Linked DNA regions of Homo sapiens: region 2 is linked to region 1. Evidence: read pairs that join two places in POLR2A ChIA-PET (ENCODE). Cell type or tissue: OCI-LY7. All regions are shown on one strand. Each heading gives the region's core, and the rest is flanking DNA. Links, peaks and the distances in the headings are about the cores only. Region 1 overlaps IFT81 (intraflagellar transport 81). Region 2 overlaps TRPV4 (transient receptor potential cation channel subfamily V member 4).

Region 1 (16,871 bases), core at 6,798-11,797:
CAACTATGCTAAATGCTGCTACTAGGTCAAGTAAGGAAAGGACTAATAATTAATCATTGGATTTGGCAATGTGAAGGTACTGGTGACCTGACGAAAGACTTTTTTTTTTTTTTGAGACGGAGTCTTGCTCTGTCACCCAGGGTGGAGTGCAGTGGTGCGATCTTGGCTCACTGCAACCTCCGACTCCCGGGTTCAAGCGATTCTCCTGCCTCAGCCTCCCAAGTAGCTGGGATTACAGGCGCGTGCCACTATGCCTAATTTTTTTTTTTTTTTGTATTTTTAGTAGAGATAGGGTTTCACTATGTTAGCCAGGATGGTCTTGATCTCCTGACCTCATGATCCACCCACCTTGGCTTCTCAAAGTGCTGGGATTACAGGCGTGAGCCACCGTGCCCAGCCTGACAAAAGACATTTTAGTGGAATGGTAAGTGCGAAAACTGTATTGAAGAGAGTTCAAAAAAGAATGAAAGAACCAAAAGGAAAGAAAGACAAGGAAAGACAGAATGGAAGAAGAGTTAAGATTCTGGCCTGTCAATAGGACTGGGACCTAAAGGGGTAGAGGGAACTACAGAGAATTAGCCCCAGATTCTGTATGCATTTTCCTCTTTAGGCATTACCAAATCTTAGGATATGCACAAGCAGAGTAAGGCTCTCAAAAACCAAGCGGAAATCAGCAGATGGGTTATTTTTTTTTTTAATTTTTTTTTTTTGAGACGGAGTCTTGCTCTGTCGCTCAGGCTGGAGTGCAGTGGCACGATCTCGGCTCACTGCAACCTCCGCCTCCCAGGTTCATGCCATTCTCCTGCCTCAGCCTCCCGAGCAGCTGGGATTCCCGGCACCCACCACCATGCCCAGCGACTTTTTTGTATTTTTAGTAGAGACAGGGTTTCACTGTGTTAGCCAGGATGTTCTTGATCTCCTGACCTCGTGATCCACCCGCCTCAGCCTCCCAAAGTGTTGGGATTACAGGCGTGAGCCACCGCGCCCGGCCGAGCAGATAGGTTATTAAAGAGCTGAGCAAAGATTGTAGCAGTCTCACAGTACTAGGGAGATAAAGGTAGGAATTCAGGACTTTCCAGGGTGCACAGGCTTTGGTAAATGCCTCACATTATCAGCTGAAAACCTAGAAGGTCTACTCCTTAGAAGGTCTATAACCTAGCAGTAAGACCTACATCCTTGGAGTAAGGACCACTTCCTAAAGTCTCTACCACAGGTACGAGAACTATATCTTTGGATTAAGAGAAAACTGGAGAAATACCAGCTTAAGAAAAACAAAAAACAAAACAAAACAAAAAAGCTACCCTCAACTTGATCAAGGTAACTTTCTAGAAAAAAATTAAATCCTCCTTATAGAAAAACAAATATAGTCAGAGCTTCTAAAATTTAATGACACTTTACACCCAACATTCAATAAAAAATTACCAAGTAAGCAAAGTAATAGGCCCAAATGAATGAAAATCAAGAGAAAAAAATACATGGCCAGGAACAGTAGCTTATGCATGTAATCCCATCACTTTGGGAGGCCGAGAAGGGCAGATCACTTGAAGTCAGGAGTTCAAGACCAGCCTGGCCAACATGGTGAAATTCTGTCTTTACTAAAAATACAAAAAATTAGCCGGGTGTGGTGGTGGGTGCCTGTAGTCCCAGCTACTCAGGAGGCTGAGGTGGGAGAATCACTTGAACCCAGGAGGTGGAGGCTGCAGTGAGCCAAGATCACATCACTGCACTCTAGCCTGGGTGACAGAGTGAGACTCTGTCTCAAAAAACAAAAACAAAAACAAAAACAACAGGAATAGATGCTCAAATAAATTTCAGACATGAACTTTAAAATAGCTGAGATTAATATATTCAAGAAAATAAACAAAAAGTTGAAGAATGTTACAAATAACTGCAATCTATAAAATTGAATCATATGGAAATTCTAAAACTGAGAAATACAATAACTGATATTAAGAATTCAACAAATGAATTAAATAACAGACTAGACACACAAAAAAGAAGAAGATTAATCAACTGGAAAAATAGCACAGTAGAAAAAAATACAGATTGAATCACAGAGAGGAAAAAAATAATAGAAAATGAAAAAAAGAAAAAGAAAAACACAAAGCCCATAAGAAATACATGGAAAGTGGTGAAAATGTCCAACATGCATGTAGTTGGAGTTAAAGTAAAAGAGGACAGAATGAGATTGTAGTAATAATTGAAGAAATACTGGGCTGGGCGTGGTGGCTCATGCCTGTAAGCCCAGCCTTGGGAGGCAAGGCAGGTGGATCGTTTGGACCCAGGAGTTCAAGACCAGCCTGGGCATCATGGCAAAACCCTGTGTCTAAAAAAACTACCAAAAATACACACACACACAAAATGGCTGAGCATGGTGGCTCGGGCCTGTGGTCCCAGCTGCTTAGGAGGCTGAGGTGGGAGAATCGCCTGAGCCCAGGAAGTAGAGGCTGCAATGAGCCGAGATCACACCACTGCACTCCAGCCTGGGCAACAGAGTGAGACCCTGTCTCAAAAAAACAAAACAAAAACAAACAAATAAAAAAAGAAAGAAAGAAAGGAAAGAAAGACATAATAAATAAATAAACATTGGCTGAGAACTTTTCAAAAATGAACAAAGACATAAAGCCACATATTCAAGAAGCTTTACAGACCTTAAGCCAGGTGAATAAAAAAGAAAATCACACCTAGAAAAGTCATAGTAAAACCACTGAACAACCAAACACAGATAGAAGATCTTACAAACCAGAGAATAACAGTCTACCTTAAAACAAACAAACAAACAAACAAACAAACAAACAAACAAGATGTACAGTTGATGTTATGAAATAAATAATGGAAGTCAGAAGACAATGGAATTAAATCTTTAAAGTGCCGAAAGAAAATAGCTGCCAACCAAAAATTCTACATTCAGTAAAAATGTGCTTCAAAATGAAGGTAAAATACAGGTGTCTTAAGAAAAACAAAAACTGAGAAGATTTAAGCAGACCTGAACTAAATAAAATACTTAAGGTGAGCTCATTAGACAGATACCAATAGAAGAACAATGATGAAGGAAGAAAAGAAGAACCATGAAAAGAGTAAACAGGTAGATAATCTAGAATAATATTGAACATAATATCATGTACGATTTAAATCTATCTAGGCCCCAGCACAGTGGCTCACACCTGTAATCCTAGCATTTTGGGAGGCTGAGGTAGGAGGATTGCCTGAGCCCCTGAGTTTGAGGCCAGCCTGGACAACATAGTGAGACCCCATGTCTGAAAAAAAAATACACATAAAAATTAGCTGGGTGTGGTAGTGCACGCCTGTAGTCCCAGGTACTTGGGAGAATCACTTGAGCCCAGGAGGTTGAGGCTGCAGTGAGCTCTGACTGTACCATTACATTCCAGCCTGGGCAACAGAACAAGACCCCTTCTCAAGAAAATTATATTTAGAATTAAAAAAATATTATCAACAATAGCACTAAATATGGGAAGGAGGTAAACAAAGTTAAAGTGTTTTAGGTTCTTGCATTGCCCAGGACACGGCAATAGTAAAAATTTAGTGAAGACTGGCTGGGTGCAGTGGCTCACACCTGTAATCCCAGCACTTTGGGAGGCCGAGGTGGGCAGATCACGAGGTCGGGAGATTGAGACCATCCTGGCTAACATGGTGAAACCCCGTCTCTACTAAAAAAAAAATACAAAAAAATAGTTGGGCATAGTGGCACACTCCTGTAGTCCCAGCTACTTGGGAGGCTGAGGCGGGAGAATCACTTGAACCTAGGGGGCGGAGGTTGCTGTGAGCTGAGATCGTGCCACTGCACTCCAGCTTGGGCAACAGAGAGAGACTCTGTCTCAAAAAAAAGAAAAAAAAATTTAGTGAAGACTGTAATCAGTCAAGGGTGTATATCATAATCTCTGGCATAAGCACTAGAGTGCAATCACTCACTGGCTAAATGGAACTAAGGACTCTATTACTGTGGCAGGTAGAGTACTGACAGTCCCAGGCATGTTGCAGCAGTGCAATTAATAAGACTTTCACTTGTGGTGAATTGGGGAAGAATACAGGTGGATGGGGATTGTGGTGGCCAACAAAATTTATGGCTCAGATTGCTTTCAAGAGAGTTGGCTGAGAGGAACAGAGCTGACTGATATCCATAGCTGCTGCCCCTCTGGGTCCATCATCATGTTTGCACCAACGCTATGCTTCCCTGGAGCTGCTCTTAGCCAATGACTGAGTACAGCAGTAGTACTAGTGTTGGCCCAGTCCTGCCTGACAAGGGACTCCTCTAATAGGTGACTGGCTCAGGAACTCTCCATCAGCCTGACCAAAACTTTCTCAGAGTTGTGTTGAAGTTTGAGGCTATTTCTACCCAATCTTCCTTTGCCCTTTCCTTTCACAGGTGTCAGACCTGTATCAGAGCCTGAAGGCTTTCCCTGCCTCCTCCTGCTCCCTTCCCTTTACCCTTCATAAGTATGTCCTTCAATAAATCTTTTGTACATGTAATCCCATCTCAGTGTCTGCTTCTTGGAGGATCTGAACTGATACAAAGATGCACTAGACGGTGTAATGTTTCTGGCATTTGAGGAGAAATAGTAACTATAAGGACTATGGAACTGGGGTGGCTATCACTAAACTCCACTGATGGTTGAAGAGATAAAATAACAGGCTCAAATCCATTAATTTGTAATTTATTTATTTATTTTTTTTGAGATGGAGTCTCGCTCTGTCACCCAGGCTGGAGTCCAGTGGCATGATCTCGGCTCACTGCAAGCTCTGCCTCCGGGGTTCACGCCATTCTCCTGCCTCAGCCTCCCGAGTGGCTGGGACTACAGGTGCCCGCCACCACGCCCGGATAATTTTTTGCATTTTTAGTAAATACAGGGTTTCACCGTGTTAGCCAAGATGGTCTCGATCTCCTGACCTCGTGATCCACCCGCCTCGGCCTCCCAAAGTGCTGGGATTACAGGCGTGAGCCACCATGCCTAGCCTAATTTGTAATTTAAAGCAAAGTGATCAAGTTAGAGAACCTCCTTAAGGGCTTTAAAGAAACTCTCATTTCCCCTGGCTAAAGTGCAGAGGGAGCTGAAAACCAGGCACAGGACTAATTTTAAGACTGGCAAAACTCCAGAGAAAGTTGAATTCTTAGTCTAGGCAAATATTCTATGCCAAAGTCAGGGCCCTGACAGAGAAGAAAAAGGGTGCTGAGTCTGGGATGGGGGTATCTGGATAGACCCACTTGAGAACCTTGAATCCCCAGATTATCCTGTATCCTCTGGGCAGTGGCAAATGGCTCAGCTTGTTGGTCAAGGCCCTGGAAGATGCAAGACAGCAAGGACAAGGAGGTCTAGGAAAGAGGCATGTGTTTGAACCTATGGGAGTAGGCACTAAGTATAATGATCTTTTCATTACATGGAAACCGGAAAATGTCCACTGCAGAAGATGCACTGAACAACCAAGTGGAAAGGATGATTTGGCCAGCAGATGTCAGCCAGCCTCTGACATTGGCCCACACAGTGCTTAAACAATGGACTCACAAACAGAATGGCTTTGTTGGTAGAGATGGAAGTTACGTATGAGCCAAATAGCATGGGCTCTCTCTCATCAATGCTCATCTAGCTGCTGCCAATATCAAACGTCTGACCTGCCAGCAACAGAGACCATTCCTGAGCTCTGGGTAAGGAATCATCCCTTGAGGAAACCAACCCCCTATTTTGTGGCAATTTAATAACATCGGACCCTTTCTGCCCTGAAAAAGGTGACATTTCATCCTTAATGGGACTGATCCATATTCTGAGTATAGGTTTGCCTTTCTTGCCCATTGTACTTCAGCCAGCACTACTATCCAAGGGCTAAGAGCATTCAGTCTACTGATGTGGAATCTCACATAATATCACCTCAAACCAAGGGACACACTTTACAGCAAAGGAAGTATGATAGCATTCGTATGACCATATAATTCAGTAATTTTACCACATACTACACTATCTGGAAAGCTGATGGCCTGACAGAATAGTGGAACAGTGTCTTAAACGTAAGGCCCCAGTTGGAACTGGATGGCCTATGAAAATGAGTTCTACCTTTAGGATGGGGTGTACACCTTAAACCGATGCCCATGATATGGTGCTATGTTCCCGATAGAAAGCATAGGTCTCAGAACCATGAGATGAAAGTATAGGTGTCACCACGAACCATGATCCCCAGTGATCCACTTTAGGGAATTATGCTTCCCTTCCAGACAACTGTAGGCTCTGTGGGTATAGATACTCTGGTTGCCAGAGATATTCTGATGGCATGCTTCCATCAGAAGGCACATTAAGAGGCCCTTGACACTTAATGTTCTGACTACCATCTGGTCACTTGAGCTTCTCATGTCAATAGATCAGCAGGCAAAGAAAGCAGGGTATCATAAGGCTATATAGATGCTGCTATATAACAGGGACAGAAAGAAATATATTTAGGACTCAGATGATCCATTAGGGCATATCTTGGTACTCCCATGCCCAGTTTTAACTGTAAATGGGGAAGTATAGCAGCCATGGCCTGGTAAGGGCATGATTACTAGAGTCTCACACTTCTCAAGGATGAGGAACTGGGTCATCCCACCAAGTAAGTCATCTAAACCAGAGGAGGTACTAGCTGAGGTGAGGGAACTCTAGAATGGATAGTAAAGGAAGGAGATGTTGAATATCAGTTATGTCCTTGGAACCAAATGTAGCAATGAGAGTTTCCATTTGTCCCACTAATCTTTCTCCTATAAGTTTTCCTAGAAATTGCGACCAACTAGAATCCTATAGAAGCTATAGCTGGGTGGAGTAAATTTAATGTGACAAACAAGTAGATCCTACTAGTGCAAGGGGTGAACTGTAGTAGATGTTGCTGGTGCCCCACTCAGACCTCATTTGCAAACTGTTATGAATGTTGACTGCTAAATAGCTCATAGTTACCCCTTTCTCCAGAGAGTGCCCTCAGCGAAATGGGAGGTGTCTCACCTAAGAGGTTACACTTGACCACAGCCAAATGACTGACTGCCATGGGGTACAAAAGGCCAGCCCCCTTGCATCAAGATGGAATCAACTCCAGTGCAATTTGTTCCAAAGTTGATCATGGGATCAGAATGAAGCCAGCTCCAGTTGAGACCATGTCCTTTTCTTGCTTGGCTTTTTTCTGCTGCCTCATCTGCTTCCCTCACTCCCCTCCTTCTGAAGGTACTCCCTCAATAAATCACTAGCACAAAGAATTCCCTTCTCGAGCTCTGCTTCTAGGGACCCAACTTAAGAAAAAAATATGAAGCAAAAACTGATGGAACTAAAAAAAGCAACAAAGCCATAATTATAGTTAGAGATTTTTAACACACTTCTCTCAGTAACTGATGGAACAGGCAGACAAAAAATCAACAGGGATATGGAAGATGTGAATATCATGGCTAACATACTGACTGAATTGACATATTTAGAATACTATTCCCAACAACTGCAGAATATACATTCTCTTCACTGCACATGAAACAATTACCAAAACAGACCGTATGCTGGGCCATAATGCAAGACTACAAATTTCACAGGACTGAAATCAGAGTGTGCTCTCTGGTCACAATGGAAATAACCTGGAAATTCATAATAGAAAGGTAACTAGAAAAATCCCCCAAATATTGGATTTTAAGCCATGACCAAAAGGTCAAAGAAATCACAATAGAAATTAGAAGATATTTTGAAGTAAACAATAATGCAGTTACTACTATCAGTTTTAAAGTTAGTGCTGTTAGAATCCATGTTGATTCACAGTAAATTTTCAGTCTTAAGTTCCCTAAAAGCAAATAATATTCATCAGCATGAGACAGTTCATATTGCCAGTTAAAAGGAAACACAACTGGTTGAAATTCCACTTACTTCTACCAGATTATTGCTAGCTGGTAAACCAGCACCCAGATGAAAGTTTCCTCGTTGGTGAAAGAAAAAAAAAAGCCAAATGAAGGAAACCCTGAGGAACTGGCATCCACAATGAGAACAACTTTGCTGTGGGACTACTTTGGGTTTAACTTTTTTCAGACAACCAAGGCACAAACACATAAGGAATAAGCCTGGAGGCAGACTTCCACACAGCACTTCCCTGGATATTTCTTTCCAAAGCTTCTTGGAAGTGGCTGCTTAGAAATTTCTGCCCAGCAGGCCATGATAAAAAAATATTTTACAGTCACTCTCTTGGTATGATAATTTTACTCATATTAACTAACTAACCAAAAGAAAAAACCTACTTGGAATTCAAGTTTTTCTATTAATAACCCCGAAGTCAGCACACACACAAAAGCCAGTGCTTACTGCTACATTAAAAATAAATGAATCAACTTATATGTCATGTCTGTAATTAATCAGAGAAAAGTAATACTTTTATCATTTTTCCAGTAAAAACAATGACTTCAGTATAAAGCTGTAACCCATAAACCTCCTGGCATTTGTATTTATAGTAGCCCAAGATAATACTGTATTACCAGTTGTTGTTGAATATTTTCATGACGTTGCTTAAGAAGTTCTTCAGTCCTCTGCAAAAGACCGAATTCAGCTTTAAGTTCAGCTATTATCTGATGCTTCTTTTTGAAAACTGTACTCTTGCTTCGAAGTTTATTGACATATCGTTTGAACTGTAAAAAAAACACAATATGTAATCTAATGAGTAGAAAAGTAGTAGCTAAATATCATACATCTGTATAAACTCAATATATTCACATTTTTTCTTCTCTACTTCCCAACATGTCACACGTATATAATAATTTCGTTTTATTAGAAAACTTTATATAATAATTATATATTATATAATAACTTAATAATTTAGTTTTATTATAAAACTTCCCAACCCCCATCTTCCTGTCTTCATCCCTAACCAGGTTAAACTCCTGTTACTTATTTGCAGGGCCTATTCAGTTATGTGTAATGTTTGCCATCATTTTAAACTTCAGTTCAGTATTTGTTTTCCCCACTATTCCTTAAGCTTGATGAGGGCAGGACCTGCAAGTATCTTGCTCTAAGCAACTCTACGTTGTATCCTCTGTGTCTGGCACAGTGCCTAATACATAACAGATAATAAATAGTACTTACCAAATGAATTCCTTTATTTATTTATTTGTTTGAGACCAAATCTCACTCTGTCACCCACAATGTTTAAATATTTTGTGTTTTTAATTTTTTGACCCATTATATGTACATATATTATATATATATATTATGTGTATATGTTTAATATATGTATACATATAAAATGTGTGTGTGTGTGTGTGTGTGTGTGTGTGTGTATATATATATATATATATATATATATATATATATATATATATATATATAATTTCGAGATAGGGTTTGCTCTGTTGCCCAGGCTGGAGTGCAGTGGTGTGATAACAGTTCATTGCAGCCTTAACCTCCTGGGATCAAGCAATTCTCCTGCCTCAGCCTCCAGAGTAGGAGGACCACAGGTGCAGAGCACCACGCCTGGCTAATTTTTGCATTTTTTGTAAAGATGGGGTTTCCCTATGTTGCCCAGGCTGGTTTTGAACTCCTCAGCTCAAGTGATTCACCCGCCTTGGCCTCCCAAAGTGCTGGGATTACAGGCATGAGTCACCGTGCCTGGCCTTAAAATATTCTAAATCCTTATATAAAAGCTATTCATTTTAGACTTTACAAATAAGGATTAGGAAAACAGAAAGACAACCTTATAAAAATAAAAAGGTCAAAAAAGAAGAAAAAGTAGGAGATTAATGACCACAATTCTGGTTGTGGTTTTATCATGGTATATCTCATGTACTGTACTATTTTGGTAGCAGTCCATTGGACTACTGGGACTAATATAGCCAACCGGAACCATCAACACTTGTAGCTACTATTTATCACTTAAGAAATGTACTGTGACTATATATTGCTATCAAGCATCTGAGACACTGGGATGGTACCCATCGAAATGTTAAAAAGCTAAGAATATCCCAAGTTAGTGAAGACTCATAGCTATCTAATTTATCTATTTACCTACCCATCATATCAAAGTTATAACTAATAATGGAAAAAAGTTACAACTCTAATGGAAAGACCCCATTATTAAGTAATACCAACTAGAGTTTGGAAGAGCAAACAAAGTAGCATAATATTTAAAGGAATTCAAGGCTGGATGTGGTGGCTCACGCCTATAATCCTAACACTTTGGGAGGCCAAGACAGTTAGATCACTTGAGGTTAGGAGTTCCAAACCAGCCTGGCCAACATGGTGAAACCCCATCTCTACTAAAAATACAAAAAATTAGCCGGGCGTAGTGGCATGTGCCTGTAGTCCCAGCTACTCAGGAGGCTGAGGCAGGAGAATTGCTTGAACCCGGGAGGCGGAGGTTGCAGTGAGCCGAGATCACGCCACTGCACTCCAGCCTGGGCGACAGAGTGAGACTCCATCTCAAAAAAAAAAAAGAATCTTAGCCTTTTTAATGTCCAGTGCTTCTTAAAGCTAATTTTGGGGGATAGTTAATAAATAATTTTATAAATAATAAAAGTAATGAACATATTGTTGAAATTTTGGAAAACAGAAAAAAGGAAAAGTTCACTCAAAGCCACTATCTCAACACAAGCTCTATTACCATATTGGTATTTTTCTTTCTTTCTTTTTTTTTTTTTTTTGAGATGGAGTCTTGCTCTTGTCTCTAAGGCTGGAGTGCAGCCGCACAATCTCCCCTCACTGCAACCTCCACCTCACAGGTTCAAGCAAATCTCCTGCCTCAGCCTCCCAAGTAGCTGGGATTACAGGTGCCTGCTACCATGCCAGGCTAATTTTTGTATTTTTAGTAGAGACGGGGTTTCACCATGTTGGCCAGGCTGGTCTTGAACTCCTGACGTCAGGTCATCTGCCCACCTTGGCCTCCCAAAGTGCTGGGATTACAGGCATGAGCAACTGTGCCCAGCCCACATTGATATTTTTCCTTCCAATTTTTTTTTTCTTTGAGACAGAGTCTCGCTCTGTCACCTAGGCTGGAGTACAGTGGCGCAATCTTGGCTCACTGCAGCCTCTGCCTCCAGGGTTCTAGCAATTTTCCTGCCTCGGCCTCCCGGGTAGCTGGGATTACAGGCACACGCCACCATGCCTGGCTAATTTTTGTATTTTTAGTAGAGATGGGGTTTCACCATGTTGGCCAGGCTGGTCTTGAACTCCTGACCTCAGGTGATCCGCCCACCTTGGCCTCCCAAAGTGCTAGGATTACAGGCATGAGCCACTGCGCCCGGCTTTTCCTTCCAATTTTGAAAGCAAATTCTAAGGTTAATAATTCTAAATTATAAAGTAGTGAAATAGAAAGTACACCATCTCTAAAATTTAATTTTTTTCTAAAATACTTGATTCCTGAGTATACAAAAATTCCTTTAAAATACTAAGATTAAAAATTCTTCACGTTAAAATAAACTTCCAATTCCTAGTTTAGACATCTTTTAAAATTTGACTTAAACTTTGAAAGAGCTGGTCAGGTGCGGTGGCTCATACCTGTAATCCTAGCACTTTGGGAGGCTGAGGTGGGGGGACTGCGTGAGCTCAGGAGTTTGAGACCAGCCTGGCCAGTATGGCCAAACTCCGTCCCTACTAAAAATACAAAAAATAAGCTGGGCGTGGTGGTGTGTGCCCGTAATCCCAGCTACTAGGGAGGCTGAGGCATGAGAATTGCTTGAACCTGGGAAGCAGAGGTTGCAGTGAGCCGAGATTGTGCCACTGCACTCCAGCCTGAGCGACAGAGCGAGATTCTGTCTCAAACAAAACAAAACAAAACAAAACAAAACAAAAAAACAAACTTTGAAAGAACTGAGGAACACACTGTGTTTTAGAAGAAGAAAGTTTAAAATATTTTTCTATCCATGATTAGGTTAGTTTTAATATTAAGGAATCCAGCCCTCACACCACAAATTTTCAATGACTGCGTTACAGAAACTTCTTTAAAAATTAAAAATTTAAGTCATACTAATGTACCTGAAGTCTAATAACTTGCAAATTTTCCTTTTAAAGAATAAATGTGTAAGCCTGACATAACCACAGATTCAGAATCCCTAGAGTAACTATATATGCTATTAAAAGTGTCCTGGGCAAAGTGCCCAAAATGAAATCAACCCTGTTCATCTGCTATCCTCTGTAATATAGAGGCCAATTTTCCCCTTCTCTATCTTGCTGTACTCCAGAACTATTTTTAAAAGCTGAAAGCTATAAATGTTTTTGATGAAAGAACAAACCTACAAATTACTGAGTGTGTTCTATGCTGATTGGTTATTATTTGATATTCATTATATATAATAACTAATGGAAGAGTAGTCTGGGTCAGATCAATCACAGTTACATACGATTAAGCAATAGGTGGCCATCAAAGCATTCTAAGGGCTCTACTATTCCAGAATTAATTAGAAAAAAGAAAACACATTATCAATGTTTTTTCTTCCATTGGTGGTTTCTTTTAATTATCATTTGGATTTTAGGTTATTTTTGGATCTTCAATGTCATACAAAAAACAAAACTGATGAACACATTGAAGCTAAATCTTCAGACTTATAAAACACAAGTACTCATTCCATTAGCGGCCAGAGCAATGGCCTGATCATTTGTGAAGCCTCTGGTAAACTCTGCTGTACACTCAGATGAGAATAAGAGTAAAAATTGCCCTCCTTTTCCCTTCCATTCCTGGTTTACAGGGGTCAAAATGGTAGCTGGAGAGGTAGGCAGTAAATAGAGAGCTGCATGGAGGTGCCAGTAAGGTTGCATAGAGGCATGGCGGGGTACAGGGTCCGGAGGTCAAAGATACTGGGAAATGAGGGGGCTTGGGAAGTTGTATCAGAAGTGTGGACCAGGAGGCTGGTGACTGGGGACACAGGGTAGTAGGGGGAGTTAATGGAGGTACAGGTCAACAGGCTGAATGGCCAAGGATATGCAATGATGGGATTAGGGGCTGAGGAAACACACAGAGACATAGGCTAGCAGGCCTGGCAGCTGAGGACACAGAGGGGTGAGTGAGGAGTCGTGGAAACATAGACACAGAGGGTGAAAATGTGGTTGGTGGGATGGGGACACAGGATTGGTGTGTAAAGAAGGAGGCTGGAGTAGTTGATAGATTATTTAAATTGAGCAAACAAGCAAGTTTATTGATTGAGCAAATAAATAAATGCAATATAGAAAAAGGGAGCCAAATTTCTCAATGCCAGAGAAGATACTGGGCAACAGAGACAGACTCTGTCTAAAAATAAATAAATAAATAAATAAAACAATGAGATACCATTTTCACACCTACCCAACTGGCAAAAATAAAAAATCTTTCAATACCAAGTGTTGGTGATGATGTGGAGGAAGTAGAGAGGGAGATATATAATTTAGAGCAATGGTCTGGAAAACAACTTGGCTTGTCTACTGAAGCAGACACTATACATATTCTATGGCTCACCAACTCCACTTTTACAAGTAGCAGGACTTTTCAAACTATCTGTTAAAGGACGAGTTTTTTAAAAAATTTCTAAACATATGTGCATCAGATACTTTTGTAAAATAACGAAAATACCGAGATCAAATGACTATAAGGGTTTCTAAATGTTTCCTCTCAATTTATATGGCTGCAGATTAGAAGAAACTAACAGTCTCTGGACTGAAACTAGTCTTCAGACCACACTTTGAGTAGCACTGCTCCAGAGCAGACCTTCCTAAATGGGGTATGCTCTGGTACATGCACGTGCCACAAATATTGTGAGTGTGCCAAAATATTAATCCACTCAGCCTTTGCAGTAGCTGGGCAAGATATTATAAAGAACTCTCAGCCAGTCACCTTTAGCTATAAAGGAAAAAAATAATTTTTAAAGGCATAGGAGGTAAGCAACAAATCCTTAGAACATTAAGGAAAAAGCTTCCCATAGTGTATCATAACAGGTAAACCAAATGAATTTGTCAGTAAAGTAAACTACAAAGCTTGCTACTGGGCAGGGAAGCCCATTATAGCAGCTATTACTAATCATTTGTACCCATATACATTTGTAATCTAAATTAGTCTTCTATGAAAGAGCAGCTATCATTTTAGATGCTGAGATCAAATAAGATTAATACTTTATGGTTTATGCTAGCAGGTGCTGAGAGAGTACTCAGTTGTGTGAAACTCTAATCTTTATCTCTGCGTGCATTTGGGTTTTGTAATGGACTAATGCTTTATAGTGCTAGCTTCTGGCTTCAGGACCAATTTTAAAGACTCGGCTCCCCTGTGATCAAAATGGAAATTGACAGATGTTCTTTTTCCTTTTGTGTATTTAGTATGTTTTACAACCTTTAAGAGTAATGATCAGAATCTGGGCTAGCTTTTGTAATGGATAGGCAGTTTATTTCTCTAAGAATGTAACCATTTATAAATGCTTTTCGCTTATCAGGAACTCAAAAGAATTATTGGATTCCAGGCATCATTCTAGATATTTATGTGAAACAAGAATTACTGCTCCTGCTGCAAATTTTCTCCCTCAATATCTGGCATGAAAATGATTTTCAAAGTAATTAGCTGTGAAGACTTGACAAGACTATCATATAATAAGCACTTTACATTGTTTAAGAAACACAAAGCCATTTTTTTTTTTTTTTTTTTTCTGAGACGGAGTCTTGCTCTTGTCTCCCAGGCTGGAATGCAATGGTGCAATCTCGGGTCACTGCAACCTCCGCCTCCCAGGTTCAAGCAATTCTCTGGCCTCAGCCTCCTAAGTAGCTGGGATTACAGGCACACCACCACACCCGGCTAATTTTTTTTTTTTTTTTTTTTTTTTTTTTTTGAGACGGAGTCTTGCTCTGTCGCCCAGGCTGGAGTGCAGTGGCGCGATCTTGGCTCACTGCAAGCCCCGCCTCCCGGGTTCACGCCATTCTCCTGCCTCAGCCTCCCGAGTAGCTGGGACTATAGGCGTCCGCCACCATGCCTGGCTAATTTTTTTGTATTTTTAGTAGAGATGGGGTTTCACTGTGTTAGCCAGGATGGTCTCGATCTCCTGACCTCATGATCCACCCGCCTCAGTCTCCCAAAGTGCTGGGATTACAGGCGTGAGCCACCGTGCCCGGCCTAATTTTTCTTTTTTTTTCTTTCTTTTTTTTTTTATTGATCATTCTTGGGTGTTTCTCACAGAGGGGGATTTGGCAGGGTCATAGGACAATAGTGGAGGGAAGGTCAGCAGATAAACAAGTGAACAAAGGTCTCTGGTTTTCCTAGGCAGAGGACCCTGAGGCCTTCCGCAGTGTTTGTGTCCCTGGGTACTTGAGATTAGGGAGTGGTGATGACTCTTAACCAGCATGCTGCCTTCAAGCATCTGTTTAACAAAGCACATCTTGCACTGCCCTTAATCCATTTAACCCTGAGTGGACACAGCACATGTTTCAGAGAGCACAGGGTTGGGGGATAAGGTCACAGATCAACAGGATCCCAAGGCAGAAGAATTTTTCTTAGTACAGAACAAAATGAAAAGTCTCCCATGTCTACTTCTTTCCACACAGACACGGCAACCATCCTATTTCTCAATCTTTTCCCCACCTTTCCCCGCTTTCTATTCCACAAAACCACCATTGTCATCATGGCCTGTTCTCAATGAGCTGTTGGGCACACCTCCCAGACGGGATGGTGGCCGGGCAGAGGGGCTCCTCACTTCCCAGTAGGGGCGGCCGGGCAGAGGCGCCCCTCACCTCCCGGACGAGGCGGCTGGCCGGGCGGGGGGCTGACCCCCCCACCTCCCTCCCGGACGGGGTGGCTGGCCGGGCAGAGAGGCTCCTCACTTCCCAGTAGGGGCGGCCGGGCAGAGGCGCCCCTCACCTCCCGGACGGGGCGGCTGGCCGGGTGGGGGGCTGAACCCCCACCTCCCTCCCGGACGGGGCGGCTGGCTGGGCGGGGGGCTGACCCCCCCACCTCCCTCCTGGACGGGGCGGCTGGCCGGGCGGGGGGCTGACCCCCCCACCTCCCTCCCGGATGGGGCGGCTGGTCGGGCAGAGGGGCTCCTCACTTCCCAGTAGGGGCAGCTGGGCAGAGGCGCCCCTCACCTCCTGGACGGGGCGGCTGGCCGGGTGGGGGGCTGACCCCCCCACCTCCCTCCTGGACAGGGCGGCTGGCCTGGCGGGGGCTGACCCCCACCTCCCTCCCGGACGGGGCGGCTGCCGGGCGGAGACGCTCCTCACTTTCCAGACTGGGCAGCCAGGCAGAGGGGCTCCTCACATCCCAGACGATGGGCGGCCAGGCAGAGACGCTCCTCACTTCCTAGACGGGGTGGCGGCCGGGCAGAGGCTGCACTCTGGGCACTTTGGGAGGCCAAGGCAGGCGGCTGGGGGGTGGAGGTTGTAGCGACACGAGATCACGCCACTGCACTCCAGCCTGGGCACCATTGAGCACTGAGTGAACCAGACACCATCTGCAATCCCGGCACCTCCGGAGGCCGAGGCTGGCGGATCACTCGCGGTTAGGAGCTGGAGACCAGCCCGGCCAACACAGCGAAACCCTGTCTCCACCAAAAAAATACGAAAACCAGTCAGGCGTGGCGGCGCGCGCCTGCAATTGCAGGCACTCGGCAGGCTGAGGCAGGAGAATCAGGCAGGGAGGTTGCAGTGAGCCGAGATGGCAGCAGTACAGTCCAGCTTCAGCTCGGCATCAGAGGGAGACCGTGGAAAGAGAGGGAGAGGGAGACCGTGGGGAGAGGGAGACCGTGGGGAGAGGGAGACCATGGGGAGAGGCAGAGGCAGAGGCAGAGGAGGCAGAGGAGGCAGAGGAGGCAGAGGCAGAGGCAGAGGCAGAGGCAAATTTTTCTATTTTTAGTGGAGACAGGGTTTCATCACGTTGGCCAGGCTGGTCTAGAACGCCTGACCTCAGGTGATCCTCCTGCCTCGGCCTCCCAAAGTGCTGGGATTACA
Region 2 (5,159 bases), core at 1-5,000, 370 kb after region 1:
CCCCCATCCTCAAAGTCTTCAACCGGCCTATCCTCTTTGACATCGTGTCCCGGGGCTCCACTGCTGACCTGGACGGGCTGCTCCCATTCTTGCTGACCCACAAGAAACGCCTAACTGATGAGGAGTTTCGAGGTGAGCCACCCAGATGGGCATAGCCAGTGGGACAGCCAGGGGTGTGGGGGAAGCCTGGCATTGGGGGCCCCCTTTCCCCTCAGCTTCTTTCTTTGGGTCGGTGGACTGCATTGGCCTGGAAAGTGCACTGGACAGGGAGTCTGGTCCTGTGTGTCCTTCACCATGTTACTTAACCTCTCTGTGCCTCAGCTACCTCCATTTATTCATTCTTTCATTCATTCAGCCCTTATGTATGAAAAGGTTAGTGTAGTGGGTAAGCAGAGTCCACCTACCTGGGTTCAGATTCTACCTTTACCAGTTAAGCGATGTGTGACCTCTCTGAGCCTCCGTTTCCTCATCTGTAAACTGGGGAATAATCATAGCATACTCCTGGCTCTCATCCCACAGAGAGCCCAGCGCAGGCAGCTGGAGTCCTGGAGCTCCTGCTCCCCTGAGGGAAGGTCTGGAGGGATGGGCAGGTGTCTGGGCTGGTAGTCCTGATTCTACTTCTTGGGGTCTGCTCCACCCCAGCCTAGCTTTAGGGCTCCACTTCCTAGGCTGAAGCCCCAGCCCAGAGAGCTAACCCTTCAGCCTTGTCCAGATTCAAAACACCCACCTCAGGACACCGGCACCCTCCACAGCCCCAGGCCTTACCTGTGAACACCTGCACCCAAATCAGCCACCTGCAATGTGCTGGGTTCTGGGTAAGCCATTATTAAACTGGCCGTGATCTCACAAGTCAAGATACCATGTCAAGAAGTGTGACACCAAGGCTGGGCATGGTGGCTCACACCTGTAATCCCAGCACTTTGGGAGGCCAAGGCAGGAGGGTTGCATGAGCCTGGGAGGCTCAGGCTGCAGTGAGCTGTGATCATGCCACTGCACTCCAGCCTGGGTGACAGACAGGAAAAAAAAAAAAAAAAGAATTGTGATACCTGCTATGAAGAAGGGCCCATCTTGGAAGGCGGACCATGGTTGGTCTACAGCCTAAGTCTGAGGAGGCTTCAGGGATGTCAGAAGAGGCTTTTTTTTTTTTTTTTGAGACAGAGTTTCATTCTTGTTGCCCAGGCTGGAGTGCAATGGCATGATCTCTGCTCACTGCAACCTCCGCCTCCTGGGTTCAAGTGATTCTCCTGCCTCAGCCTCCCAAGTAGCTGGGATTACAGGCATGCGCCACCACGCCCGGCTAATTTTGTATTTTTAGTAGAGACGGGGTCGCTCCATGTTGGTCAGGTTGGTCTTGAACTCTCGACCTCAGGTGATCTGCCCGCCTTGGCCTCCCGAAGTGCTGGGATTATAGGCATGAGCCACTGTGCCCAGCCAGAAGAGGACATTTTTTAAGACTTCAGTTACTTTAAGTAAATTAAGTTCCCAAACAGGGTGAACAAGTCTGTGCTACATCATCCACATATACCTTTATCAACCTGTTTTTTTTTTTTTTTTCTTTTTTTTTTTTGAGATAGGGTCTCATTCTGTCACCCAGGCTGGAATGCTGTGGTGTGATCACAGCTCCCTGCAGCCTTGAACTTCTGGCCTCAAGCAATCCTCCTGCTTCGGCCTCGAGAGTAGTTGGGACTACAGGTGCAAGCTACCATGCCTGGCTAAATTTTTTTTTTTCTTTTTTTTTAAGAGACAGGTCTCACTATGTTGCCCAGGCTGGTATCAAACTCCTGGCTTCAAGCGATCCTCCTGCCTCAACCTCCCAAAGTGCTGGGATTACAGGCATGAGCCACTGAGGCTGGCCTCAACCTCATTCTTACCCTGAAACAATACGATGCAGTATCATTGTGTCCATCAGGAGACAATTACTGGGGCCGGGTGCGGTGGCTCATGCCTATAATCCCAGCACTTTGGGAGGCTGAGGCGGGTGGATCACCTAAGGTCAGGAGTTTGAGACCAGCCTTGCCAACATGGTAAAAACCTGTCTCTACTAAAAATACAAAAAAAAAAAAAAAAAAGCCAGGCTTAGTGGCACACACCTGTAATTTCAGCTACTTAGGAAGCTGAGCCAGGAGAATCACTTGAACCTGGGAGGTGGGGGTTGCAGTGAGCCGAGATTGCACCACTGCACTCCAGCCTGGGCGAAAGAGCGAGACTCTGTCTCAAAAAAAAAAAGAAAATACAATTGCTGGATTTATGAAAAATATTCATTCATGGTTCCTGGCCACGCGACGTGGCCTCGTTTGGAGGCACAAGTTTAGAGCTGTGGGAGGACGGGGCTTCTCTCTGCTCCTGGAGTAGCTCAGTGATGGCATGAGTAATCTCATTCGGAGATAACCCATGTTTAAGCCCTGGCCAAATGGCCTCTCCTGGTCCACCAAGTACGTGAGGCAAAAGTGCGGAATCTTGGGGTAGAGCGAATCCTGGGAGATGGATGCTGGCACCTGTGCCTTCAGCACCAGGCTAGCTTGTCAAGGCCTCTGGCTTCTTCTGAATTCAGGACTGAGTTGGGGGCTTCTAGCATAGTCCAGGAACCCAGATGCATGTGTGTCTGTGCATGAGTGTGGGTGGGGGACTCTAAGATAGGCTTTGGAGGTGGGTCTCTGAAATTGCAGAGGCTAGCGTATGTGCATAGAGGGAGACTTACTGTGAGGTCCATGATACTAATTAAGTGCCAGGGCCCCTGGCTAAGGCCCTTTCTGAGGTCCTCGACCTAGTCTACGTCCCACAAAACCTGGATCCGTCCCTGCATGGCTAAAAGGTCATGAGCTCATCTGATTATCAGGGAAGTCTGGGACGCCCTCCTGTGCCCCCACCTCCCCTCCGCAGAGTTTCACAACCTCCAATTTGGCAATTGTCAATTTAGAGCCCCTGGCTACAGCACCCCACCCTGGGCAGAGCCACTTCGCCACCTGGTGGCTGGTTCCTGGAACTGCATGTTCCACCTCATCTCTGGGAAGATGCTGCTCCTGACATCTTCTCCCAGGACCCAGGCGTCCCCTCCCTGGGTCTATAACCTGTGTCTGAAAGCCCGAATCCAGGGTCTCTAGTTCCACTTTGGGTCACCTATGGTTTGGAATTACCTGGGGTGCCCAGCTCTCGCCTTCATTCAATGTGTGTTAACTCAGCAAATGGTTGTTGGGCACCTACCACATACCAGGCACTGTGCTTGGCAGAGGCCGAATGATAGTGAGCAAAGCAGACATCACCCTGCCCTCAAGGTGCCCACAGGCTCCTGGACAGGACCATCATTGACCAAGCAACCACATAAATAAGCACACAGTTATGAACTGTAACAGGTGTCAACAAAAGGCTGTACTGGAGGATTTGACCTAGTCAGGGAAAATCCAGGAGAGCTTCCTGGAGGAGGTAACACTTGAGCAGAGTCTGAGTGAGTTGCAGTTAACCAGGTGAAAAGAGGAGGGAAGAATGTTTCAGATTGGGGTGGGGGTTCAGAGACAGCAGGTGCAAAGACCCTGTAGTTCACCGTGGTCTATTGCAGTCTGAAATGACCATTCCAGCTGCTATGTGGAAAGTGGATAAAGGAAGGCCAGAGAGGCTGGGGGAAATGAGGGAAATAAAGGAGGTGTCTTAGGCATGTGAGAGGGATGGTGGCTGGGCCACATTATTCCATGAGAGGTTTGGTGTCGCCTCTGAGCTGGGCGCCAGGTGGACAGCGGGAAAGCAACTGGGAACAAGACTTGTCCCAAACAACCCTGCTCCTGGAAGGGCTGAGACTAGAATTCAGGTCTCTTGAGTCTGCCCCACTGATTCCCGGCATTTAGGGAGACGGTTCCTAAATCCCGTCTCATGGATTGATAACAGCAACAGTAATATTTATCAAAGACTGCTATCTGCCTGGTACTGGGCTAATCAACAAACACTGATTAGCTCTTTGATTTCCCTTCATAGCTTTAATTTAGCCAGAAAGGACCCTAAGCAGAGAAATGGTCATACAGCTGTGGGGAGCAAAGCCAGGCCTCAAACCTGAGGTGCCTGGCTTCAGAACGGGCACCTGAACCCACACCTGCGTCTCCCACCCTCTGGCCATTCCTGAGCCCCTGGCTGATTTTGCCCTGTCCTTGATTCACAGGGGAGTTTTCAACTTACTCTTTTGAGATATAAATCAACTCAGGTAACCATAAAAATAGCTACAACAGAAAGAAACTTGCAAAGAGACATCAGCAAGCGTTAGTGAGAGGTGTTAAGGACCCGCTAGTACCAAACGGAGAGTTGACTTCATGAGAAAGATTCGATAGTGGATGAAACCTTCAGGGTTATTATTGTTGCACCCCCTAGAACCCCCAAGATTCTCTCCTGGATCCCCTAAGGTCAGTTCACATCCACTGTGGCACACAGTCCCACACTTTGGGGAACGCTGCACCCCTCCACTCCCTTCTAGGGGCACCAGTGTAAATGCTTCATGGGAAAAGGATTCGATGCTCTGACAGGTGGGTGAATGCTGCCTAGTGTGTCTTGCTTTTACAGGTTCACAGTCCCTGTTAGTGTATGAAAGGCTCTGAGAAGTCCTGTAGTAAGGAATTATGATTGGCTTTGTTTAACCCAGCATTCTAACCATTTATTTGTTTATGAAGCACTTTACATAAATCTTTTCGAGGGCCAGGTGTGGTGGCTCACATCTGTAATCCCAGCACTTTGGGAGGCTGAGGTGGGAGGATCACTTGAGGCCAGGTGTTTGAGACCAGCCTGGGTAACAGAGTGAGATCCCTTCTCTACGAAAATAAAAATTAAAAAATTAGTTGAGCATGGAGGTGCACACCTGTAGTCTTAGCTGCTACTTGGGAGGCTGAGGTGGGAGGATCACTTGAGCCCAGGAATCGGAGGCTGCAATGAGCTAGGATTGCACAACTATACCCCAGGCTGGATGACAGAGCGAGACCCTCTCTCTCAAAAAAAAGGATATTAATAAATAAAAATAAATACAAAATCTTCCCAAATAAGATTAATTAAATAAATACCAATCTGTAGGCTGAAGCCTCTCACATTTCAAAGCACCTAACCCCATGCGTTTATTGTACCCTCTCAGCACCACTGGAGGCAGAAAGATAGAGTGGCCCTGGGTCCCCACTGGACAGATGAGGAAACAG

The links. ChIA-PET counts read pairs that join two places held together with the same protein. Peaks named below come from ENCODE experiments on the same cell type or tissue, not always from the same donor. Only the 100,000 strongest peaks of a DNase experiment are listed, where the experiment ranks them.
Region 2: POLR2A ChIA-PET joins it to region 1 with 6 read pairs; 2 of 35 experiments call an interaction of 5 or more read pairs at or near these places.

The regions. Positions count from the first base shown.
Region 1 is chr12:110,172,171-110,189,041 of GRCh38, reverse strand. It overlaps IFT81 (intraflagellar transport 81), which reads right to left. Exons shown (of 19, transcript NM_014055.4): 12 at 8,471-8,620. Among named protein-coding and RNA genes, the nearest start is that of IFT81, 56 kb to the right of the region's middle. RefSeq lists a silencer at 2,681-2,881 and an enhancer at 15,955-16,735. In OCI-LY7, for the core only: no CTCF peak of the experiment used is centred there; a DNase peak (open chromatin) is centred at 9,431.
Region 2 is chr12:109,803,269-109,808,427 of GRCh38, reverse strand. TRPV4 (transient receptor potential cation channel subfamily V member 4) reads left to right here. Exons shown (of 16, transcript NM_021625.5): 3 at 1-132. Among named protein-coding and RNA genes, the nearest start is that of MIR4497, 28 kb to the left of the region's middle. In OCI-LY7, for the core only: CTCF peaks have their summits at 2,760 and 2,978 (motif pointing left); a DNase peak (open chromatin) is centred at 2,957.